2 separate regions of the Homo sapiens genome follow, and region 2 is linked to region 1. Evidence: chromatin loops called from intact Hi-C (ENCODE). Cell type or tissue: heart right ventricle. All regions are shown on one strand. Links, peaks and the distances in the headings refer to the core of each region. The heading gives the core; the rest is flanking DNA. Region 1 has its middle 53 kb from the start of SLC25A33. Region 2 has its middle 9.4 kb from the start of LINC02606.

Evidence for each region. A loop is a pair of places that touch in the nucleus more often than their neighbours do. Peaks named below come from ENCODE experiments on the same cell type or tissue, not always from the same donor. Only the 100,000 strongest peaks of a DNase experiment are listed, where the experiment ranks them.
Region 2: it touches region 1 in a loop (2.4-fold over the local background); 4 of 110 quality-filtered maps call a loop at or near these places.

The regions. Positions count from the first base shown.
Region 1 is chr1:9,482,252-9,490,581 of GRCh38, reverse strand. No RefSeq gene overlaps it. Among named protein-coding and RNA genes, the nearest start is that of SLC25A33, 53 kb to the left of the region's middle. RefSeq lists a silencer at 7,546-7,746. In heart right ventricle, for the core only: no CTCF peak of the experiment used is centred there; DNase peaks (open chromatin) are centred at 3,604 and 7,237; H3K27ac peaks cover 394 bases.
Region 2 is chr1:9,434,203-9,442,532 of GRCh38, reverse strand. It overlaps the pseudogene RNA5SP40. Among named protein-coding and RNA genes, the nearest start is that of LINC02606, 9.4 kb to the right of the region's middle. In heart right ventricle, for the core only: no CTCF peak of the experiment used is centred there; DNase peaks (open chromatin) are centred at 918, 1,544, 3,792, 4,272 and 1 weaker place; H3K27ac peaks cover 7,697 bases.

The DNA.
Region 1 (8,330 bases), core at 111-8,110:
CCTCAAAACATTGCTATGGGGACAGTAAAATGGATTGCATGGCCCATGGATTGGCAGTTCCTCAGAAAGCTGGACATGGAGTTACCATATGACCCAGAAATTCCACTTCTAGGTATATACCCAAGAGAATTGAGAACTATGTTGGCACAAAAACTTGCAGCTAGCAGCATTATTCATAATAGCCCCCAAGTGGAAACAACTCAAATATTCATCAACAAATAAATAAATGAAATGTGTAGATTTCTTTTCTTTTTTTTTTTTTGAGACGGAGTTTCGATCTTGTTGCCCAGGATAAAGTGCAATGGTGTGATTTCAGCTCACTGCCTCCCAGGTTCAAGTGATTCTCTTGCCACAGCGTCTCGGGTAGCTGGGATTACAGGTGTGCACCACCAGGTCCGACTAAGTTTTGTATTTTTAGTAGAGACGGGGTTTCACCATGTTGGTCAGGCTGGTCTTGAACTCCTGACCTCAGGTGATCTGCTCATCTTGGGCCTCCCAAAGTGCTGGGATTACAGGCGTGAGCCAACATGCCTGGTCTAGAATGTGTAGATTTTTAAAAACACACACAGTGAAATACTGTTCAGGCCGGGCGTGGTGGCTCATGCCTGTAATCCCGGCACTTTGGGAAGCCAAGGCACGTGGATCACTTAAGGTCAGGAGTTTGAGACCAGCCTGGCTAACATGGTAAAACCCCATCTCTACTAAAAATAAAAATTAGCCAGACATGATGGCGTGCACCTGTAGTCCCAGCTACTCAGAAGGCTGAGGCAGGAGAATTGCTTGAACCCAGGAGGCAGAGATTGCAATGAGCTGAGATTGTGTGCCACTGCACTCCAGCCTGGGGGACAGAGCGAGACTCTGTTGCAAAAAAAAAAAAAAAAAAAAAAAAAAGAAAAGAAAAGAAGAGAAAAAAATACTATTCACCTATAAAAAGGAATGAAATACTGATACATAGATGAACCTTGAAAACATGATGCTAACCAGACACAAAAGGCCACATATCGTATGATTCCATTGATATGAAATATTCTGAGCAGGCGAATTGGTAAAGACAGAAAATAGATGCGTGGTTGCCCAGGGCTGGGGAGGTGGGGATGGGGAATGACTGTTGTACGGGGTCTCTTTTCAGTGTGATGAGAGTGTTCTGCGATTACACAGTAGCGATGATGACACCGCATTGAGAATATGCTAAAAACCAGCGAATTACGCACTTTAGAATATGGTAAAAATGGTGAGGGTTTGAAAAAATAGACTGAAATGCAGGAGCCGCCATTCGGCCAGGGAGGTGGGTAGGACGTCTGAGGATTCCTTCTAGAACCATGGTGAGGGGCAGGCCTTGAAACCTCCTCTGGGTAGCCGCTTGCCCTCACTGCTCCCCTGAAATCAGCCCTGTCCAGCTCGCCAGTGACCCTGCCTCAGCCCTGGTCTTCCTCGACTAGCAAACAAATGCCTCTTCTTCTTCTCCTTCTTCTCCTTCTCCTTCTTTTTCCTTTAAATTGAGACAGAGTTTTGCTCTTGTTGCCCAGGCTGGAGTGCAGTGGTGCAATCTTGGCTCACTGCAACCTCCGCCTCCTAGGCTCAGGCGATTCTCCTGCCTCAGCCTCCCAAGTAGCTGGGATTATAGGCGCACGTCACCACACCTAACTGATTTTTGTATTTTTAGCAGAGATGGGATTTCGCCATGTTGGCCAGGCTGGTCTCGAACTCTTGACCTCAAGTGATCTGCCTGCCTCGGCCTTCCAAAGTGCTGAGATTACAGGTGTGAGCCACCGCGCCCAGCCTTCCTATTCTTCTGCACGTCCTTCCTGTCTTCTGGGACCACAGCACTCTGGATCCTCCTCCTGCCTCCCTGACTGCTCCTTCTCAGTCTGCTGCTGGCTTACTGATGCTCACATGTCCTTAGATTGCTTCTCTGCTGGTCAGCTCACTCCCAGGTGCTCTCAGCAGGTCTCAGGCTGTTAAGTAACACCCAGTCATCAGTCCAGCCCCAAGTGTCCCCTTACTGCAGACTCCATGCCCAGCTGGCTCCTCAGCCTCTCCACAGAAGGCCCACTGAGAAGCTCATACCTAACTTCTGCAAGGCCACTTCCGTTTGCCTGGTGGAAACTTGCTCCTCCCAGACTTCCCTATCCTTGCTCCTGGCAGCCCCATCCTTCCTTTTGCTCAGGCCAGCAATATTGGTGTCACTTAAAAATGGTAGGGCCAGGTGCGGTGTCTCATGCCTGTAATCCCAGCACTTTGGGAGGCTGAGACGGGCGGATCACGAGGTCAGGAGTTCAAGACCAGCCTGGCCAACATGGTGAAACCCTGTCTCTAAAAAAATACCAAAAAAATTAGCTGGGGGCATTGGTGCATGCCTGTAGTTCCAGCTACTTGGGAGGTTGAGGCAGGAGAATTGCTTGAACCCGGGAAGTGGAGGTTGCAGTGAGCCAAGATTGCACCACTGCACTCCAGCCTGGGTAACAGAGTGAGAATCCGTCTCAACAAAAAAAAAAAAAAAAAGAAAAGAAAAAAAGATGGTTAAGGTGGCTGGGTGTGGTGGCCCATGTCTGTAATCCCAGCACTTTGGGAGGCTGAGGCTGGAAGATCACTTGAGCCCAGGAATTCGAGGCCAGCCTGGGCCACATGGTAAAACCCATCTCTACAAAAAATAAAAAAAACCTTTTTTTTGAGACGGAGTCTCGCTTTGTCCCCCATGCTGGAGTGCAGTGGCGCGATCTCAGCTCACTGCAATCTCTGCCTCCTGGGTTCAAGCAATTCTCCTGCCTCAGCCTCTTGAGTAGCTGGGACTGTGTGGTGGCGTGCACCTGTGGTCCCAGCTACCCGGGGGAGCCGAAGTGGGAGAATCGCTTGAGCCCAGGAGGTGGAGGCTGCAGTGAGCTGTAATTGCACCATTGCACTCCTGCCTGGGTAACAGAGTGAGACCCTGTCTCAAAAAGAAGAAACAAAAAGGAAAAATAAAAGGAAAATATAAACCTAGATTTTTTTTTTTTTTTTTATGGAATGAGATAATGTGGTAAAGCTCCCCGGCAGTGCTTGGCACATGGGAGATGCTACACTGACTTTTTTTTTTTTTTTTGAGACAGAGCCTCGCTCTGTCACCCAGGCTGGAGTGCAGTGACGCTATCTTGGCACACCGCAACTTCTGCCTCCAGGGTTCAAGCAATTCTCCTGCCTCAGCCTCCCGAGTAGCTGGGACTACAGGTGCTCACCATCACACCTGGCTAGTTTTTGTATTATTTGTAGAAATGGGGTTTCACTGTGTTGGCCAGGCTGGTCTTGAACTCCTGACCTTGGGTGATCCTCCCATTTCAGCCTCTCAAAGTGCTGGGATTACAGGCGTGGGCCACCGTGCCTGGCCTCCACTGACATTTACAGGAGGCCTAGGATGCTGGAGTGACCGGAGGAGGTGGTGGGAATGGACTCAGGGCTCCAAGATTCCCCACTGGGCTCCTGGCTCTGCTCTCAGATGGAATGTTCTTGGGGCAGAAACAGAGACATAACAGGCAGCAGTCTCCTCTTGCGGCTTGACAGAGAAGATCCGGAGAGGGCAGAAACGCGGGCCAGAAAGAGGGGAGAAAATTCAGGCTGGATTCAGGCTCAGACTGAACAGAAACCCACGAGTATTGCAAACATTCTCCATCTGGCCACAGCCGCGTCTGTAATCAGGCTGATGAGAAGTACTCGCACCAAAAAGCAACCCTGGAAAAAAGAGGATGCTTCTTATCGGGGGCCTTCCCTTTCTTTCGGGTCTTTCCGTATGGAATTCAATGATGACTTTGGAGGAAAGTTTGAGGAGAAAAGGCAATAAAAGTGATGGAGAGGTTGTAGGGCCTAATTATGGGGAGAGATGAAATGACAGCTTGGCTGTGGCACAGTCCTGGGGGAGACGTGGCCTCATGCTGGCTGATGTTAAGGGTCCAGATGGAAGGAGAAGTTGGGGAGAGTCTGGGAGGATGTGAGGAGGAGGAATGAAGTGCTGTTATGAAAAGGAAGTGATAGGCTGAGGTTCAAGAGGATTTCTGGGCCAAAAACCCATTGAGGAGAATAATGGTCTCCCAAGGGCCCTGGAAACACTCCATTGCTTGATATAGTCAACATTTTACAAGATCAAGTCTCAGGATCTGTTCTGTCGGGAGTGACCACCTCTTCCCCAACTTGGATGTTTCATCTCCAGGCTCTCTGCCTCTTTTACCCGTTTGTGTGGGTTTGCAGCCTCGGTCTTCTGGGCTGTGGACAGGGCTCTGGCCCTGAAACACAGGCTGGGAGGCGAGTTCAGTGAAGAGGACCAGCACGCCTGCCTTCTGCTCCTCCTAGGAGAGTCTCAAATAACAGATGGCGGAATAGCCAGAGAGCATCTTCATCCCGCCGGGGTCAAAGGAGGAAGGAGCAACCAGATGAGGTGGGAGGCTCTAGGAATACTAGGGGTAAGCAGTCAGTGGGCTTCTGGTCTCTGGTCCGAGCTGACACATATTTGAGCGGTTTCTCTTCTTCCTTTTTTTTTTCTGAGATGGAGTCTCACTCTGTCGCCCACGCTGGAGTGCAGTGGTGCGATCTCAACTCATTGCAACCTCTGCCTCCTGGGTTCAAGTGATTCTCCTGCCTCAGCCTCCTGAGTAGCTGGGATTACAGGCGCCCGCCACCATGCCCAGCTAATTTTTGTATTTTTGGTAGAGATGGGGTTTCACCATGTTGGCTAGGCTGGTTTTGAACTCCTGACCTCAGGTGATCCACCTGCCTTGGCCTCCCAATGTGCTGGGATTACAGGCGTGAACCACTGCGCCCGGCCCCATTTGACTGGTTTCTTTTGGGACAGTTTCTTTGACTTCTCTAATTCCTCTGTCCCATGGGGTCATGATGCCTCAACACTTCTGATTTGCCCTCATGTGTACCAGTTTCAGGCCAATGGCCTCCTTTATCTATTCAGCATTCGTAGTTGAAGCCAACCTTAAGAGTGGCTGAAAACATTCCAGATCATCTGGGGTTCATGGGAAAAGTTGGGGCTGGAGATATATGTCTGGGAGTTGTCACCACGTAGATGGCGTTAGAGCCCTGAGTTGGGGAGAGTTCACTTAGGATGTGAAGGTGGGTGGAGAAAACAAGACTCTGGCCTTGAGCTCTGCGCCAGCCAATCTTAGAGGCTGAGAGACTTGGAGGAGGAGGAAGAGGAAGAGGAGAAGGGAGTGGGATGGACAGAGGATCCCAACGAGCACTTACAGAGCATTTACCACGTTCCAAGCACTGGGAGAGGGAGCTGGAGGGCCCCACGCCTGGCCCTCCAGTAGCTTCCGGGCCATTGGAGGAGGCTGAGTAACAAACCGCCACCATCAGACTTGGCAACAAGTTCATTGAGGGGTTAGTTGCTGGGGCTTGGGCAGTAAAGAGAGGTGCATCAGAACCCTACAGGGTATCCAGAGAGGGCTCCCAGAGCCTGAGACACGGGAACTGAGTCTCAGAAAACAAGTGAGTGCTGGAAAGTGAGGGGCAAGGTGATCCCGAGAGCCCACAGGAGAGGCGCAAACTGAGAATTGCAGTTGTTAGATGGGGGTCCATGCAGAGGGGCAGGGGATCCCTGATTGGCAGAGCACTGGGAGCCTTCTGTTTGGGTTTGATCCCATGGGGCTGTGGCCACAAAATCAGGGGTTAGGGGTCAGCAAACTATAGCTTGCAGGCCAAATCCCTCCTGCTGCCTGTTTTTGTACAACTTGCAAGCAAAGGACGATTTTTACTTTTTTTTTGAGACAGGGTCTCACTCTGTTGCCAGGCTGGAGTGCAGTGGCGCGATCTTGATTCACTGCAACCTCTGCTTCTTGGGCTCCAGTGATCCTCCTGCCTCAGCCTCCTGAGTAGCTGGGACTATAGGCGCACACCACCATGCTGGGCTAAATTTTTGTATTTTTAGTAGAGATGGGGTTTTGCCATGTTGGCCAGGCTGGTCTTGAATTCTTGAGCTCAAGCAACCCTCTAGCCTCAGCCTCCCAAAGTGCTGGGATTACAGGTTAAGCCACTGCGCTCGGCCAAATTTATACTTTTCTTAATGGTTGGGAAAATAAATCAAAAGAAGAACAATAGTTCATGGCTGGGCGCAGTGGCTCCTGCCTGTAATCCCAGCACTTTGGGACGCCATGGCAGACAGATCACCTGAGGTCAGGAGTTTGATACCAGCCTGGCCAACATGGCAAAACCCCATCTCTACTAAAAATACAAAAATTAGCTGGGTGTGGTGGCACATGCCTGTAATCCCAGCTACTCGGGAGGCTGAGGCAGGAGAATCGCTTGAACCCAGGAGGCGGAGGTTGTAATGAGGCGAGATCACACCACTACAGCTTGGGCAACAGAGCAAGACTCCATCTCAAAAAAAAAAAAAAAAAAAAAAGAGGAGTAGTAGTTCATGACATCTGACAATGATATGAAAATCAAATTTCAGGCCAGGTTTGGTGGCTTACACCTGTAATCCCAGCATTTTGGAATGCCAAGGTGGGCAGATCACTTGAGGTCAGGAGTTCGAGACCAGCCTGGCCAACATGGTGAAAACTCGTCTCCACTAAAGATACAAAAATTAGCTGGACATGGTGGTGGGTGCTTGTAATTCCAGCTACGCAGGGGGCTGAGGCAGGAGAAAGAGAATTGTTTGAATCTGGGAGGCGGAGATCGCAGTGAGCTGAGATCATGCCACTGCTCTCTAGCCTGGATGACAGAGTGAGACTCTGTCTCAAAGAAAAGAAAAAAGAAAATCCAATTTCAGTGTCCATATATAAGGTTTGATTGGGACAAGGCTTCATCTGTTCAGAAGCTATAGGCAGTGTGTGCTCTCCAATGGCAGAGTGGAGGATTTGCACTGAGACTGGTGAACTGCAAAGCCTAAGCTTCTCACATCGAATCCTTTAGAGAAAAATTGTGGAGGCTTTGTGACATGGTATTTTAGACACCCAGTGGTATTTTAGACACCCAGTGGCAAACAGGACAGACAGAAATTGGGGCTCTTGTGGTTTCCATCCTGGAGGGGGATGCCTCTCTCCAGCATTGCCTCTTTCTGAGGGCAGAGACCACGTGGATGGGATCGGCTCCTGGTTCTAGGATTTCTCCTGTTCCTCTTCCCAGGAGTGGAGTCAGCTGTCACAGGGAGCCGGTGACCCTTAAGGCCAGGACCTGCCGGAGCCTCCCATGTCGCTGCTCGCTCTCCAGCCCTCTGGGAGAGGTGACGTGGGCCGTGTGGGGCCAGTGCAGGGCACCCTCTCTGGCATGGCGTTTATGACGTGGTTGTAACGGGCTCCAGGCCAGGAAAAAGATGTACCTGCTCCTACAAAAGCGAGCCCTTCTCATGAGTGCACTCTCTCTCCCTGGTGGAGTAGCAGTGGGAACATCTTTTACCCAGAGCTGAATGTTATTGTTTTGTTTTTCCTTCAGGGACGAACTGTTCACTCAAGGGCAGGCACCAAACCTTGTTTTCTGGGGAGGGGAGGCCACCTCCCATGGCTCCCCTGCAGGGACTCACATGGTCCTTGGAGCTCTCCCTTGAAGGCTGTGAACAAAGACAGAGCGGTCCAGCCCGGGAGTTCATAGCTCCCTTTGGAGCCCCTTGGCTCGGCCGGCCTCTGACTTCAGGGTTGCTTGGCTGAGCAGGGTGCTCCCAGTGTGCTCCTTGGTGTGAAGATATGCCTGTGTCACTTCCCGAGTGTCCCAGCAGCTGGCTCAGGCTTGGCCACCCTTGCTCAGCTGGAGAGCCCCTCCATCAGCAGAGGCAGCCTTGTCGGTGGCTAACAGCAGGGCCTGGAGCCTGAGTGCTGGGGTACAAATGTCGCTCTGCCACTTAGCAGCAGTGTGACCCGGGCAGGCTGCTTAACCTCTCTGTGCCCTTGTATCTATAAAATGTGGTAATACTAGTGCCTGCCTCGTAAAGCCTTTATGAGAATTAAGCGACTTAGCATCTGGAACATACTTAGAACAATGCCTGTGTGCAGGCCGAAGCAGACCTGTCTAGGACACTAACCCGCTGTGTTGACTTCTGATTATCACCAGTTCCAGGAACGCCTCTGAGATTTTTATTTTGTCTACTGCTCTTGCGTAAGAACATGTACTTTCGGTAAATCCTGCCTTTAGGTCAAAATAACCTTTTGAAAAAATATATTAAAAAAATATAAATAGAGACAGGGTCTCACTATATTGCCCAGGCTGGTCTTGAACTCCTAGTCTCAAATGATCTTCCCACCTCAGCCTCCCAAAGTGCTGGGATTACAGGTATGGGCCACCACACCCAGTCCCAGAACAACCTAGACCATAAGCCCTGCCCTTAGGCAGATTCACTTGGCATGCTTACCTTTCTCTACAAT
Region 2 (8,330 bases), core at 277-8,276, 48 kb after region 1:
CATTATAGGCTAACCCTCTCACTTTCCAAAACACAATGACTGTTTTTCAAAATGTGGTCATACGTGGGAATTTCATGACATCATACCCTTGAGAATGTGAAGCTTCGGTCTTAAAATACTTGATGGGGCAAATAATAAACCTCTTGATTTTTTTTTTTTTTTTTGAGACAGGGCCTCACTGTCGCCCAGGCTGGAGTGCAGTGGTGTGATCACGGCTCACTGCAGCCTTGACCTCCCAGACTCAAGCAATCCTCCCGCCTCAAGTGATTCTCCCACCTCAGTGTCCCAAGTAGCTAGGACTACAGGTGTGCACCAGCATATTGGCTAATTGAAAAAAAAATTTTTTTTTTTTTGTAGAGACAGAGTCTCACCATGTTGCCCAGGCTGGTCTCGAACTCCTGAGCTCAAGTGATCCTCCTGTCTTGGCCTTCCAAAGTGCTAGGATTACAGGCGTGAGCCCCCGCCCCCAGCCAGAGCTCATTTCTGAAACTGACTGGCACAAGCTCAGGAGACTGTGCTCAGGAGGCATAATCAAGTATTCATATAGGCCAAGGCTTGGTGCTGTAGTCTCTCTGATCTGGAAATATTTTCCCTTCCGACAGGAATAGAGAGGTTACTTTGGGGTCACTTGCCAGCTCACAAAAGACTTTTTCAAATGAGACGAAAGAAAAGAAGTTCCAATTTGTTGGGAGAACACTCGTGAGCATTGGGATCACAAAGCCTGGTGAGCCGCCAGCCCCACTGTATCTCTGGGCAGGGAGGGTAGTGAGCCCCCAGGGCGAGCGGGTGAGCACCACGGGTTCCAGTCGGTGGAGGAGGCGCCGGAGGCCCCTGCTTCCTCCAGGTGTCCCTTACACACACTTTCCAGTCAGGCTCTTGGCTCAGGCGCCGGCCCTTTCCCGTGGCATGGGCATCAGCTCTCCAGCCCTCTCTGCAAAGCCGGTGCGATGGCTGCCTGCCTGCCTGTGGTTGCCTCGCTGACAACTCCGCCAGTTCAAGAGCTCTGTTAATGATCAGGGGAGGGTGACGGCATTTCAGATGCATTTCCTCCTAGGAGCTCAGAAAAAGCCAGGAGCAATTGGCCCCAGTGGAGCAAACACCTGGGTTCCTAAGTCATGGAAGGCTCTGCCTTTCCTGGGAATGACCCCACTTTCCCACATCTGTTGGGAAAGCTGATATATGAAGTCAGAAGGGCAGCGGGGTGGAGGGAGACAGCAAAGTGACATTGCATCGGCCCAGCTCCTCAAAGCTCTCGGAGGAATCAGAAGACACAACGATTCCTTTGAGTTTAAAGAAGTTTAGTTCCTCCATCACTGGAGAAACATTTGCAAAAGCATCCAAGACTAGTGCCTGGTGTGCAGTGGGCACTCAGTAAATGCTGCAGGGTGGACATGCCTGGCACTGTGCTGGCACCAGGCTGTGGCAGTAGGCGAGAGTCAAAAATCCCTGCCAGGCAGAGCTGGCACTCCAGAGGGGGAGGCAGATAAGGAACAAGTAATGTGCTATTTCAGATGGGGATAGAAGCTGGGGGAATCACGTGTGGAAGAACATGCATGCAAGTGCCTGGGGAGGGGGCATATGTCAGTCAAGCCTGAAAGGAAGGGAGGGAGCTGTGGGGATGGCCTCAAGAGTGTTCCTGCTGGAGGGAAGGGCATGTGCCAAGATCCTGAGGTGGGTGTGTCTCTGGTGTGGATGGGCATCAGCAGGGCGGCCAGTGCAGCTGTGCCAAGTGGGTAGACAGCAAAGGTCATGAGGCCAGGGAGGGGGAAGAAAAGAGCTTGGTTTAGTGCCTGCTACGGTTTGAATGTGTCCCCCAACATCCATGTGTTGGAAACTTGATCCCTAATATGGAGATGTTGGGAGGTGGGACCTTTCAGAGGTGTTTAATGGATGATGAATTAATGCCATTATTTCAGGAGTGGGTTCCTTATAAAGCAACGAGTTCAGCCCCCTTTGGTCTGTCTTTCTCTCCCACCCACTCCTGCCCGTCCGTCTTCTGCCATGGGATGATGCAGTAAGAAGGCCCTCGCCAGATGCTGGCGCCTTGATCTTGGACTTCTCAGCCTTCAGAACTGTGAGAAATACATTTCTGTTCATTATGAATTACCTAGTCCCAGGCATTCTGCTGGAGCAGCACAAAACAGGCTAAGTCAGAGCCATATCTTCAAAAACTTCCCAAAGAATATTCAAGGGAAAAAATAATTTTAAAAGATTATAAAATGAGGCTGGGTGTGGTGGCTCATGCCTGTGAGCCCGGTGCTTTGGGAGGCGAAGGAGGGCAGACTGCTTGAGCCCAGGAGTTCGAGACCAGCCTGGGCAACATGGCAAAACTCTGTCTCTACAAAAAATACAAAAAAAATTAGCTGAGGGTGGTGGTGTGCACCTGTAGTTACAGCTAACTTGGGAGGCTGAGGTGTGAGGATCACCTGAGCCTGGGAGCTGAAGGCTGCAGTGAGCTGTCATCCCACCACTGCACTCCAGCCTGGGTGACAGAGTGAGACTCCATCTCAAAAACAAACAAACAAAATAAACATTATAAGATGATGTAACAATGACAATGTTGATAAAACGGGGTACAGAATTGACGGCAAACAACACATGTTTGAGTCAGGAACAGGAGCAGACAGAAGGAACATCTTGGGGCTGAGACAGGTAGTGTGAGCTCCTGAGGAAAGCCAGTGGGAGAAGTGAGCTGGGACTGTGACTGTCCAGTGGGCCCCATGGACCCTACAGCATGTCGACCCTCAAGTGAGGAGAGGTGTTCCGAAATCTCCTATGGCAGGTGGACTGACCCTTAGGACGAGACAGTGAGTCTTCATCCTAGACTGACAACCCTCTCCTCCTGTTGAGGCCACAGGGAGAGACAGCTCCCCTCTTTACACCTGGGACTGTGTCTCCTCTACGTTGTTGATTCTTGTGTTCACATCAACTGCCTTCAGTCTCATTGTTCTCCTATTGGGAAAGCGTGGGGCGTGGCCATCAGTCTGGTTGTCAACACTGGGGCAGAGGAAGTTTCTTCTTGAATCTGCCTTTGCCTCCAATGCCTAAACCATCTCCCACTCCAGATTCTTTTTCTCCATGGCTCTTTTCAGATTTTCTTAGGCAAAAGTCATCACATCATATGATGCCCACGATTATTTTGAGATCCAAACCAAATCATGCTTAGCCTCCTCCTAGCTTACTGTGCTCACGTAGGGAAATTGCTGCCAGGGCAGAGATAGCTGCTTCAGACTCTGACTGTGCACTTTCTTGATGCCGCTATCCTATGGCAATAGCTCAGGACTTCAACAAACAGGTCAGTGACACTCCAGCCCTTTGCAGCTTCGAGCCACTGGGAGCTAGACCCCTGGCATTGTTGTGGGGTGCCGCCCTTCCCTTCTGCCCTGAGTCTCCCCAGGAACTCTGTGAACTCACAGATGGTCACTCCATGAATGTGTGTTCTTCATGAGTGCTCTGAGTACTTGCGACTTTTGTTTTTGTTTTCATCAGTGTGGGGAGCTGGCTGAAAGGACACTCTGACCTATGGGAAGTCATTACCTTTGGAGATGGCTTCCATGGCACTCTGAGTCACTCTCATACCACACACGTGGAACCATCCTGGGATAAATAATTCTTAAAACCCTACCCCATTTCCTGGCAGCGTGAAGCTCATGGTGCGCGGGGGTTGTCCAGGAGCGAGGTGTTGCAATACCAAGGGGGCAGGTTGAAGAATGAACCACTGTGCCAGGGGAAGCTTGCATGTGACCTCATCATGTCGAGGCTGAGTCTGCTTCTACAGGGAGAGGAGCCGGACCACAGACAATGCTAGGGAGAGCAGCTGACCTGGGGGAGCTGGGGGAAGGTTGCCCTGGAAGTTGTGACAAACGCCAGTCAGATTCTAGTGGGAATGCTGTTTGCTGACTCCTTTGCCGAAACCCCAGCTGTGCTGGGAACTGACCTCATTCATGAAGTAAACATTGAATCAGATACCAGCAGCCCTAACCCTGGTTGAGTGGAAATAACATGGACGTTTCCATAATTATGAAGCTGCCAATTGGATTTGGCAAGAGAATCTCCAAATATGTCAATCGGAATGAGTTCATTACCTCTTCTTGCCAACTTAATCAGAAGCCAATTGCCTTGTTGCGGTTGAAATTATTTGTATGAAAATGCTTTACTTACATTTTAGTTTTTATATTCCAAATAATGTACTGGAAAGCAGCGTAGTCTAGCAACTGGAAGACAATATTGGGAATCCGTCGATTGGCGCCCAGTCCTGGCTACATCTGTGGCTCGCTGTGCCAGCAGTAACCGCACTCAGCCTCGTAATCCTGTTATTGGGAGGCGGGGGCTGGGCAGCGAGGTCCTGTCTCATGACACGATCTTGGTGAGAAATCTTGGGGCCTGGTGTTTGTGTGTTCTGCCTCGTGGCCACAGACACTGACTGCAGGTTCACACGGTCCACTTGGGATTACTTAGAGGCTGTGCACTCAAGTTACAGGTTCTTCAGGCTCTGGATGTCCCTTCTCTCCTCACTCCTTCCTTTGCACGCAGTTCTTTCAGGAGATGAAAGAGCTGTTTGTTACTCCTTAGTAGCTGAGACCACTGTTTGCAATGCAGTTTCACAGTTTGGGGGAGAAATCATTTCCAATTATTCCTTTCTTATCCTCATTTATTTACAGAAGCAGCAGAACATTACCATTCAGAGCCTGAACCATGGAGTCAGACTGCCTGAGTTCAAACCCCAGCTCTGCCCTTTAGAAGAGGGGTGACCTGTCTATGGCCATTGCACCCTGAACGTGCCAGATCTTGTCTCATCTTGGAAGCTAAGCAGGGTTGGGCTTGGAGGGGAGGAGGGTGAACCTCAGTTCAGGTTACTTAGCCTCTCTCCTGTGCCTCCATTTCCTCATCTATAAAAAATGGAATGAGGCCAGCACCTACGTCAGGGGTGTGTGAGAGGAAACAGTTCATTTCTGCAAAGCACTGAGAACGTAGCAAGGGCTCAGTAAGGATCTCCAGCCTTTGTATTAGTCCATCTGTGCTGCTCTAACAAAATACCACAGACTGGGTCATTTATCAACAATACAGGTTCACTTCTCAAGAGTTCTGGGAGAGTCCAAGATGAAGGTGCTGGCATTCGGTGTCTGGCGAGGGCCTTCTTGCTGCATCCTCAGGTGGCAGAAAGCAGGAGGGCGAGGGGGCCAAACGCACTCCCTCAGGCTCCTTTATAAAGGCCCCACCTCTCAATGCCACTGCCATGGGGATCAGCTTCAACGTGAGTTGTAGAGTGGATACCAACATTCAAACCATAGCAGCCTTGGCTGGGCGCAGTGGCTTACGCCTGTAATCCCAGCACTTTGAGAGGCTGAGGCAGGCAGAACACTTGAGGTGAGGAGTTCGAGACCAGCCTGGCCAACATGGCAAAATGCCATCTCTGCTAAAAATACAAAAATTAGCCAGGCATGGTGGCATGTGCCTGTAATCCCAGCTATTTGGGAGGCTGAGCAGAAGAATTGCTTGAACCTGAGAGGCGAGGTTGCAGTGAGCCAAATCGCACCACTGCACTGCAGCCTGGGTGACAGATCTAGACTCCGTCTCAAAAAAGCAAAAACAAACAAATCAACAAACCATAGCAGCCTTTATTATCATTATTATATATATATATATATAAATTTTTTTATTTTTTTATTTTTTTATTTTTATTTTTTTGAGACAGGATCTTGATCTGTTGCCCAGGCTGGAGCGCAGTGGTGTGAACCTGGCTCACTGCAGCCTTGACCTCCCAGGCTCAAGCCATCCGGCTGCCTCAGCCTCCCATGTAGTTGGGACCACAGGAGTGTGCCACCATACCCAGCTAATTTTTACATTTTATATAGAGACAGGACCTTGCCATGTTGCCCAGGCTGGTCTCAAACTCCTGGGCTCAAGCAATCCTCCTGCCTCCACCTCCCAAAGTGCTGGGATTATAGGTGTGAGCCACTGTGCCTGGCATATTCTCATGATTACTCTTACTATTGGTCTGAATAAACAAGAACAGACAGTACGGAGTGGCCACTTGTACATCGTGTACTGAGAAATTTACAAGGTGTAAATCAATAACTACATTCCAGGCATGATAAGAAGCCATGTCAGCAGAGTTATGACAGATTCCCTGTGTCACTTAAATCAGTTACCTAATTTCTCTTTTAGTCTTTTATCTGTTACATGGGGTTAATGTTTATTGCTCCCTCCTTGGAACAGTCTTGTCTGATTTTGATGTTGAAGGAACTCAAAGAAAGGTGACATAATGTGCTATCATTTCACTTGGAGATGATATTGCTGATGCTTATTTTCTTGATGAAGCTCAGGGCTGGAGAGAATGATGCATAACCAGAGGTCCCTCTGGCAGGGCCATGGAAGCTGTTTCTTCAGCTGGTGACTTGGGCAGTTGCCATGTGTCAGTCTCACAAAGCCCCTTTCCCCCCAAACTAAGCATTTCCCCCGTTTCCTTTCAATGCTGCCACAGCTGTGAATGAACTCTGGCCCTCTGTCCATGCCTGGAGGAGAGGAGGCCTTCCCCCTTCCTCCTTCCTGATATGACAGAAAACTGAACCAGGGCGACAGAACCAACAAGCCCTGGCAGGGAGTGCTGAGCACTTCTGACGTCTCAGGGTGCTTTGAGGAATCATGGAGAATTGAGGAGGCCAAAACCCTGTATTTAAAAAAAAATGTGTGAATTGGATAAACTGAAGGCTGTTGAACCTCATGTTGATTGTGGGCAAAATTCTGGGGCAGAAAATCAAATAAATGGTTGACCAGCACATAGGAAGGGTGATCCCAGAGGTCAATGTCCATGACAAAGGGTTGTTGTTGTGTTGCTTCCACTAAATTAGAAAATGGGGTGAATACTTTATGATAGTGCCATGACCTTTGACAACAATTTGACCGTTTCTCATGAAATTCTTATGCACAGAATAGTGAGAAAAAGGCTGCTAGAGCTCAAAAGTACATCTCAGTGAGAGACAACAGCACTTTCTCAAGGCCACACAGCTAATCAGGGCCAGGGCTGGAGTTTGTGCCCAGGCCCTGTGTCCCAGGTGAAGGCTTCTAGGCATGGTGAGGTTGAACTGTCACAGCAGATGGGACAGTGTCGTCCCAAGGCTTTCTCTAGTGGAATGCCAAGCAGTTCTGTCCTTGGCCCTACACTCATTAACATTCTGTCAACAACTTGGATAAGTCCAAAGATAACTGCTTATCAACTGTGCAAATAACACCAGACTGGGAAGGAAGGCCAACACGCTGGGACTGCAGAGTCAGGTCCAAAATTATCTCAACAGGAAGGAATGATTGGTTGAATCCAACAAGATAAAATTTAACTGGAATACATGTTAGGTCCTGCATTGAGCTCCAAAACTCGATTGCAAAAGTATAGGATGTGGTTGGAAAACATGTCCAATCTCACTCATAATCAAAGAAATGAAAATTAAGGCAACCATGAAATAATCATTTCCCCTTATCAGATTGGCAATGATTAAAAAGAATGAAAATTCCCCATGTTGGTGGGTAAGCTGTGGGGAAACAGGCTCTCTTGTAAATTGCTGGTGGGCGTACAAGCAAAAAATCATCCATTCTGGAGGGTAATCTGGAAATATATAGCACAAACTATAAAATGCACCATTTGTCCCAGAAGTTTCATTTATAGAAATGTATCCAAAGGCAAATATGAAGAGATTTATGTACAAGAATATTCATAAAAGCATCGTTAAGAAAAGAAAAAAAACACCTTTTTTGTTGGGGGAAGGTGTTCAATTTGTGAACAGAAGACTTGGAGGCCTCATAAGGGTGGCCCAGAGCCCAGGGCCATCGGCCATCGTCAAATATTTAACGCCGTAAAGAGGAGGAACTGGGTCTGTGTAGCTCCTGAAGGCCAGACCAGGACTTACAAGAGATAGATTTGGCCTAGTGTTACAAAGCAGATTCTAACAATTAATTCCGTCCAAAATTAGGATGGGCTGTCTAGTGCATTCCCAATCACTGGCAGATGGCCCTCTGTCAAGGGTGTGGAGGAGGACAGTCAGAGTTTTTTAGCCATTGGGATAAAATGCTTGTCTTGGTTTCTTCCAAGACAAAGAGCAGCCTTTGTTGCATGAAACCATCAAAACGTACAGTCATAAGCTGGGTGTGGTGACGCATGCCTGTAGTCCCAGCTACAGGCTAAGGTGGGGGCATCACTTGAGCCCAGGAGTTCGAGGCTGCAGTGAACTATGACTGCTCCTGTGAAGAGCCACTGCACCCAGCCTGGGCGACAGACCCTAGCTCTTAAAAAAAAAAAAAGCCAGGCACAGTGGCTCATGCCTGTAATCCCAGCACTT